2 separate regions of the Homo sapiens genome follow, and region 1 is linked to region 2. A link is a loop called in an ENCODE intact Hi-C map of the cell type or tissue named here. Cell type or tissue: Caco-2. All regions are shown on one strand. Each heading gives the region's core, and the rest is flanking DNA. Links, peaks and the distances in the headings are about the cores only.

Region 1 (4,391 bases), core at 97-4,096, 200 kb after region 2:
ATTTACTGAGGCTCCAGAGGAAGGTCTTCAGGACTCAGACCTTAGTTATGCATTAAAAAAAGTTAATCACTTATGTCTTTAGATGAATGCACACTTACACACTTACATGTAGACATGTAGCTTAGAAGGTATATAAGCTCTGGAAAACTTTGTAATTTTGAGTTGGTCTGACAATAATTTCCAGGCCTTCTCCCTGTTACCTGTTGCAGAAATAAAAACTCTCTTCCTCCCCAGTTCATCTGCATCTTGTTACTGGGCCACAAGAAATAGCAGCCTGACCCTCAGTTTGGTCCAGGAACAGTGACACATGGCCACTGCAGCTCTTATTGCTAAGGTCACTGTATGTCCAGGTGAAGGCTGGGATTGGCTGAGATGCAGGAGGAATGAGGGCAACTCAGCTTGTGTAGACAAACTGAAGTGAAGGTTTTAAACATGGCTGCAGGCCGGGCATGATGGCTCATGCCTGTAATCCCAGCACTTTGGGAGGTTGAGGTGGGTGGATCACTTGAGGTCAGAAGTTCAAGACCAGCCTGGCCAGCATGGTGAAACCCCATCTCTGCTAAAAATACAAAAATTAGCCGGGCATGGTGGCACACACCTGTAATCCCAGCTACTCGGGAGGATGAGACACGAATTGCTTGAACTCAGGAGGCGGAGGTTGCAGTGAATCGAGATCATGCCACTGTACTCCAGCCTGGGTGACAGAGCAAGACTGTCTCAAAAAGAAGAAAAAAAAAAAAAAAAAAAAAAAACCAGCTGCAGATGAAACACACTTTGGGGTGATTTGTAGCACCTGGTGCGCACTTTGCCAAACAGTTCCCTTCATGTGGGGACCTAGTAGATGATGTGTGACACAGTCTTTCTGCTGCCTCCCCCATGTGGCAGAGTGGGATTCTTAACCCTAGCTATCTGACACCCCCAGGATCCACTGCCCATCAAGGTCAAAGCCATGTCCTCTCTCCTGCTCTCCTGGCCCTTTTTGCTTCACCTCCCTGGCCCAGACGCTAACTAGCTGTGCACTTGCACAACAAGACCCTGTCTGCTTTTTGCAAACGGCAGGCCCCTTAGGGATAGAAATTGGGGCGGGGGGAGGGGTGTTTTTGAAACCCTCATGCTGACAACTGAGGCTCCATCAGTGTCTGCTGCATCAACATCTTTAGGGCTTAGGCTATTTTTTTTGTTTTTTTTGGTCTTAAAAAGCTGGCTGAATGGATTCTCCTGACTGCGTGCTTATTAGAAAGATATTGCATCAAAATGTGGTGCAGAGTTTTCACTTCTAGAAATCTGACTTTTCCAAATGCCTGAACAGCTGTTCCTTTTGCATTATGCATAACAGGGAATAATTAGAGATGACCTCAGTGTCCATCAGGTAGGGCATCTCTCCGATAGCACACTTAGCAGCTCTTTTTAAAAAATGAGCTAGTCACATGTCTTCCCATGGAAAGATGTCCAGGATATGTATTCAAGTGACAAAAAAAAAAATCGCAGAACAATATGTAATCCAACCACCCCCCTTCCCTGGCAAACGATGTACAAAAATCACTGAGAGGCTACACTCCAAATTGTTAATAGTGATTCTCATTGGAGAATGGGATTGAGGTAGTAAAACATTCATGTTTCACTTCATTTCCTATTTTTTATTTATTTATTTTTTGAGACGGAGTCTTGCTTTGCCGCCCAGGCTGGAGTGCAGTGGTGCGATCTCGGCTCACTGCAAGCTCCGCCTCCCGGGTTCATGCCATTCTCCTGCCTCAGCCTCCCGAGTAGCTGGGATTACAGGCACGTGCCACCATGCCCGGCTAATTTTTTTGTATTTTTAGTAGAGAAGGGGTTTCACCGTGTTAGCCAGGATGGTCTCGATCTCCTGACCTCGTGATCCGCCTGCCTTGGCCTCCCAAAGTGTTGGAATTACAGGCGTGAGCCACGGCGCCTGGCCATTTTTTGTTATCTTTAACAGTTAGGCAGTCAGGCACTCTTAGATAAGATTTGGAAGGCGTAAGCTGACAAGCACAGCTTGGAGGGATTGGACTTTATTGGGGCTGTGTTAGCAGAGGTCTCCTGTCTGATTACTGACTTTGTGGAGAGGGTGCAGAGCACCATTTGCTAGTTTGCATTAGAGCAGCTGTGATGTGGTTCTGCAGCCGCTTCAGCAGGAAGCTTTTCAGTTTAGCAGGTAACTTTCTGATGGTTAATGAGCCAGCTACTCTCTTGTAGACTGATTTTGCTACTGGATTCTGTGACTGGAAATTGTACTTTTATTCAGCCCTTCCTATAATTCTATAAACTATTTGTGATAAACCTCTTTTGTTTAAGCTAGCTAGAGTGGGTTTTTTTTTTTTCTTTACACACACACTGATACGGAAATCTGGAAAAAGCAGCATATTTCTTTGCGTTCAAAGCTGTCTGATCCCTTAAAAAGCATGAGAGAATTGCTTTTCTGTTTCTTTTAAATTAAGCTCAACTAGGAAGACTAAACTTCTTAAAGTTCCTCCCAGTAGTTTATGAAATCTGTTGGCACAAATTGAAAGAGTCAGAAGTGTGGTCTCTAAGCCTCCAAAATCATCTCTCTACATTTCCTCTGTGTGCACACACCATTTCTCTATCTCTGGTCATCCCATAATTTCATTTAGAACCACTTTGCAAAACTAGTTTTCCTAGACCAGATACTAGACCAAATACAAATAGAAACACAAGAAAAAAATTATGAGAGAGTGAAAAGTGCGTAGTCTACTAGTCCAATTGATATTAACAATAGCTTCCTTTAACATAGAATGAATGATGACTCACATTTTTCCTTCAGGATAGGATTCTATTCTTTTTTGAGACAGAGTCTTGCTCTATCACCCAGGCTGGAGTGCAGTGGCACGATCTTGGCTCACTGCAACATCCGCCTCCCAGGTTCAAGTGATTCTCCTGCTTCAGCCTCCTGAGTAGCTGGGATTACAGGTGCTCACCACCATGCCCTGCTAACAGGATTCTATTTTTAAAAACCTGTTTGATATGCAATTTTCAAAGTTAAGTGGCATTTGAAGTTACTTACCAACGTTTATGTCAGAGATTTGAGTCCAGAGAAAAATGAGGAATGCCCTTCTCTGATGAGGTCATCCTGACAGTCCAAGGCAGAGTCTCTGAGGCTTGAGAGAAATTGGAAACCAGAAGTGCAATTTGTCATCTGGCCATGCCTCCATCTGGCCATAGTACCTCCTCACCAGCTCCACTTTGCCCTACCCTATCCATCAACACCCACATCCCAGCAGCCCCAGCTGTGCAGCACTGTACAGTTTACAAAACTCTTTTGCATATGCATTCCCATTTGGCATCACCACCACCCTATGAGGCTGGCAGAGCAGCTGGCATTAGCCTCACTTCAAAGAGGAGGAAGCTCCAGTGCAGAGAGCTTAAGGGACTTGCTGCAGGTGACACAGAAGCAGCGCCAGGTCTTGAATCAAGGTTTCTAAGTCAAAACCCAGTATGTTTTCTAGAAGCCATGGAGCCACTTGTGTTTTATTCTTCTTTGAAATTTATTTTTATTTTTTATATTTTTAGAGACATCTCTCGTTCTGTCACCCAGGCTGGAGTGCAGTGACATGATCACAGCTCACTGCAGCCTGGAATTCCTGGGCTCAAGGGATCTTCCCACCTCAGCCTCCCAAGTAGCTAGGACTACAGGTGCACATCACCATGCCCAGCTAATTTTGTTTTATTATACTTTAAGTTCTGGGATACATGTGCAGAAAGTGTAGGTTTGTTACATAGATATACACGTGCCGTGGTGGTTTGCTGCACCCATCAACCCGTCATCTACATTAGGTATTTCTCCTAATGCTATCCCTCCCCTAGGCCCCCACCCCTTGACAGGCCCCGGTGTGTGATATTCCCCTCCCTGTGTCCATGTGTTCTCAGTGTTCAACCCCCACTTATGAGTGAGAACATGTGGTGTTTGGTTTTCTGTTCCTGTGTTAGTTTGCTGAGAATGATGGTTTCCAGCTTCATCCATGTCCCTGCAAAGGACATGAACTCATCCTTTTTTATGGCTGCATAGTATTCCATGGTGTATATGTGCCACATTTTCTTTATCCAGTCTATCGTTGATGGGCATTTGGGTTGGTTCCAAGTCTTTGCTACTATAAAGAATGCCACAATAAACATATGTGTGCATGTGTCTCTATAGTAGAAAGATTTATAATCCTTTGGGTATATACCCAGTCATGAGATTGATGCCCAGCTAATTATTTTTATTTTAATTTTTTGTAGAGATGAGGTCTCACTATGTTACCCAGGCTGGTTTTGAATTCCTGGTCTTAAGTGATTCCCCTGCCTTGGCTTCCCAAAACACTGGGATTACAGGTGTGAGCCACCATGGCTGGTGTGTTTTATTCTTTATGGTCTTA
Region 2 (4,391 bases), core at 201-4,200:
CTTTGAGAGGCTGAGGCAAGCAGATTATCTGAGGTCAGGAGCTAGAGACCAGCTTGGCCAACATGGTGAAACCCCATCTCTACTAAAAGTATAAAAATTAGCCAGGTGTGGGGGCATGCACCTGTAATCCCAGCTACTTGGGAGGCTGAGGCAGGAGAATCACTTGAACCTGGGAGGCAGAGGTGGCAGTGGGCCGAGATCACGCCATTGCACTCCATCCTGAGCGACAGAGTGAGACTCTGTCTCAAAAAAAAAAAAAGATGTTCTTGCTGGCTTAACTGCACATGCCACTGGGCCCTTGCCCAGCTAGAGTGTCAACCCCATATATGCAGGGCCATGGCCTCCACTATCGATGCCCATAGTGACAGGCACCGAGGCCAGCACATGGTAGGCCCTAAGCTAAGATTTGCTGATGGGGACTCAGCCTCCCTAGAAGTTAGAGGGACTGGAAATGCTCTTTCCCCACCTGTTGACATCCCCACCTGCTGCCTGGGGACCAGCAGGATCCTGCCATGAGTACAGGGATCAGAGGCCTAGGTTGGTTGGCACCCACCAAGCCTACTCTGGCCAGGCTTTGAGGGTGTGTTGGAGAGGGCCTCCTGGCGTTCCAGATGGAGTGCTGGTGTGAAAAAGCATCTCTTCCCCTGCTCACTCCCTCAGCCTTCTCTCCCCACTGTAGATTTCAAACTAGCAAAAATGAAAGTGTGGCCTGGGGACCAGATCAATGTAAGCGTGCAATTGTTTTCCGTCCTTAACAGGATAAGTTTCTTGCACCTGAACATCAGTCAATTATATCCCCAAGAACACTGTTTAGTACAGCAGGCAGTTTTTTTTTGGTAGCAAGGCTTTCTTGATGAAGAACGCAGTGTGTTAACGATTGTTAAAGAAAAAGTTATTCTGACCCTTGTTCAAACAGCAAGGAAGACTTTATTCTGGACCATTCTGATAGGTGTCAAGACTATCACAATAGGGGAGCCAGATCAAGCTCAGCTCAGAATACAGCGGAGACAGCTGGGGGCTTCAGAATCTTGCTGGAGGCAAGTCAGGGAGATCAGATTACAAGAGTGGAGAGAGACTCTCAATAAGCTGACTTAGAAGAATTCTTGCTATAACTGAACTAGGGAGGCTGAAGACAGGGCCCCAGGGTAAGACCTAGTCAGAAAGAGGGCTCTGAGGGGTCGGTCTAAAGTTTGCTCAAAGAGAGTCTTTGCCAAGCTCCCTATCCCATCATGTGCCTAGAAAGAGCAGTTGGCCAACTGGCCATTTTGAGGAGTGTTATGGTTAGAATGTCCAAAGTCATGTTGAAATTTAATTGCCATTTTGATGGTATTAAGAGGTGAAGACTTTAAGGAATGATTAGGTCATGAGAGATCTCCTCTCATGAATGGATTAATGCCGTTATCACAGGACTGGGTTATTTTCTGGGAGTCTGGCCTCCTTTTACGCTGCCTCATGTGCCTGCTCACCACATGATGCCTTCCATCTTCAAACATGGAATGTCTCTTGCGAGATGCTGGAGCCATGATCTGGGACTTCCCAGCCTCCATAACTGTGAGCTACATAAACTTCTATTCTTGATAAATTATCCAGTCTGTGGTGTTGTTATACCAGCAAAAAATGGACTAAGACAAGTAACACTGCTCTGAACAATCTCATCTTCATTTCTTTCTTCAAAAGTTTTCTTCCCTTGGTCTTGCCTAGAGAAACTTCTAGAAGAATATTGGAAGCTGTTTAATTGGAGCAAGATTCAATGGACAATAGTAAAGAAAAATACATACTTCTGCCTGAGAATAACAAGACTGAATTAAAACCTTTTTTTTTTTTTTTTGAGATGGAGTCTCATTATGTTGCTCAGGCTGGCTATGAACTCCTGGGTTCAAGTGATCCTTCTGCCTCAGCCTTCTGAATATCTGGGACCACAGGCACAGGCCACTACACCCAGCTAAGACTGAATTTTAAAAAGGAACAAGAGTTATTTCCTAGGGAAATGAGGGTGTTCAGCGCCAAGAGCTGAGCCTGTGAGGCACGCTGGACATGTGCCCTGGGGGTTCTTTTGTACACCCCTGGCAGGTTATGGGGTTGGAGACATGACTGGGAGGGAGAGGAGAGACAAGAGGTGGATGGAGGAGAATTCTACATCTACAGTTTCTACTTACCCAACGTTCTTCTAGAACCTTCAACGCTATGCTGACCAAGACTGGCCAGGATGAACCCAAGGCAGGAACCACCCCTACAGCTGTGAGGCTCCCGGCGCTTCTCCATTCATTGTGCCATGTGAGGCAGGAGGGCTGAGAGTCATCTCTTTAGTGGAGGAAACCCTGAAGCTCAGGGGATGAGGGGTGTGACCCTGATCTTACAGCCAATGAACGGAAGAAGAGATTCCAGCCAGCATTTCCCCAAACACTCCCAGCCACTGGGCGGTGCTGTTCTCTAGAAGAAAACAGTCATGAAATATGGGGAAATAGGTTTTTGCAGTGGGCTCTATCCGCAATGGAAAATTTCCCACTCTCCATCCAACTGTGCCACCACTGGGAATTTCCAAACGTGATCATTGCATAGGTGTGAAAGATGTGATCATGGAGATTGTTCCTTGTGGCATTATTCATCATGGACAATGGCATTATTTATCATGGACAATGGCATTATTCTTCATGGGCAATGGCATTATTTATCAAACACAAACAAGGCAGATGTCCACTGAAAGAGAACAATTCGGTAAAATCTTGTGCATTCACATGCTGAGCTCCTTTGAACGACTGAAAGCAAAACTTATTTGCAATCTACGTAGTTTTGCAGTAAGGCAATCACAAAATAAAAGATATTTTTAAAAATTATTGGAATAGTTTGCCAGAAAAGGATATCATTATCAAAAGTAAACTCAATGTGCAATAATTGTGCACAGCTCCGTGTGTGTGCAAAGCCTTGTGCTTAGGTCTGTGGAGGGACCAACATTTAATGACACCCAATCTTGTCCTCTGAGGATTCACATTTGGAGAGAGCTGGGACAGGGCTCTCCCTCTCACCTGGGAGAGGCAGTGCAAAGCCTTCTGGGGAAAGGCAAGGGTTCACATGGGCTTGGGTTCAAGTTCTTAGGTGGGGGGGAGATCAAGGTAAAAACAAAGGTCATACAGTGTACCAGGTGCTGGGATGCCGGTGTCTTTGGTCTGTTCAGGCTGCTGTAACAAAGCACCACAGCCTGCGTGCCTGAGAAATGGCAGACATTGCTCACCTGTCTGGAGGCAGGAAGTCCAAAATTATGGTGCCAGGAGGGTCAGGTTCTGGTGAGAGACCTCTTCTGGAGAGTAAATGGTTGGCTCCTCACTTATCCTAACATGATGGAAAGAGGGCTAGAGAGCTCTCTGGGGTCTGTTTTATAAGGGCATGAATCCTATTCATGAGGGCTCCACCCTCATGACCTGACTGCTCTTGAAGGCCCCACCTTCTAATACCATCACACTGGGGGTTAGGATTTTAACATATGAACAGGGGGAACTCAAATATTCAGTCCATTGTATAGAGGGTGCACGCAGGGGAGGAGAAGTCAGTGGTGGTGATGTTGCTTGAAGGAGAGCATCTTCCCTCTCTTCCTTCCCTCCCTCTTTCCCTTCCTCCATCCTTCCCCTTCCCTTTCTCCCTTACTCCCTTCCTCCCTCCTTCCCTTCCTTCCTTCCTCATTCCCTCCCTCCCTCTCTCCTTTCCTTCCTTCCTCCCTCCTTCCTTCCTTCCCTTCCTTCCCCTCTTCCTCCCTCTCTTCCTTCTTCCCTTCCTCTTCCCTCCCTCCTTTCCTTCCTTCCTCACTTCCTCCCTTTTCCCTCCATCCTTCCCTTCCTCCTCCTTCCCTCTCTCCTTCCCTTCTTCCCTCCCTCCCTCCTTCTCCCCTTCCTTCCCTCCCTCTTTTCCTCCTTCCCTTCCTCCCTCCCTCTCTCTCTCCTTCCCTTCCTCCCTCCCTCTTTCTCTCCTTCCTTTCATATCTCCTTTCCTCCCTCCTTCACTCCCTTCCTTCCTCCCTCTGTCTTTCCCTTCCTCACTCAGGAAGCCAAAGAACCTGGAGTCTGATGTCTAAAGGCAGGAGGAGAAAAGCATCCTGCTCCAAAAGGGAGAAAGGAAGCAGAGAGAGTGAACCCCCCTCCTCTACATGCTTTTTTTTGAGATGGGGTCTTAGTCTGTTCCCCAGGCTGGAGTGCAGTGGCATGATCAGAGCTCACTGCAGCCTCGACTTCCCAGGCTCAAGCCATCCTCCCACCTCAGCTTCCTGAGTAGCTGCGACTATAGTCGTGCACCACCATGCCAGGCTAATTTATTTTTTTGTAAAGACAAGGTCTCACTATATTGCCCAGGCTGGTCTTGAACTACTGGTCTCACAATCTTCTCCCCTCAGCTTCCCAAAGTGA

Evidence for each region. Peaks named below come from ENCODE experiments on the same cell type or tissue, not always from the same donor. Only the 100,000 strongest peaks of a DNase experiment are listed, where the experiment ranks them.
Region 1: it touches region 2 in a loop (2.6-fold over the local background); 5 of 110 quality-filtered maps call a loop at or near these places.

Annotation. Positions count from the first base shown.
Region 1 is chr10:117,426,710-117,431,100 of GRCh38, forward strand. No RefSeq gene overlaps it. Among named protein-coding and RNA genes, the nearest start is that of PDZD8, 53 kb to the left of the region's middle. In Caco-2, for the core only: no CTCF peak of the experiment used is centred there; a DNase peak (open chromatin) is centred at 2,022.
Region 2 is chr10:117,224,633-117,229,023 of GRCh38, forward strand. No RefSeq gene overlaps it. Among named protein-coding and RNA genes, the nearest start is that of SLC18A2, 14 kb to the right of the region's middle. In Caco-2, for the core only: a CTCF peak has its summit at 2,431; a DNase peak (open chromatin) is centred at 2,396.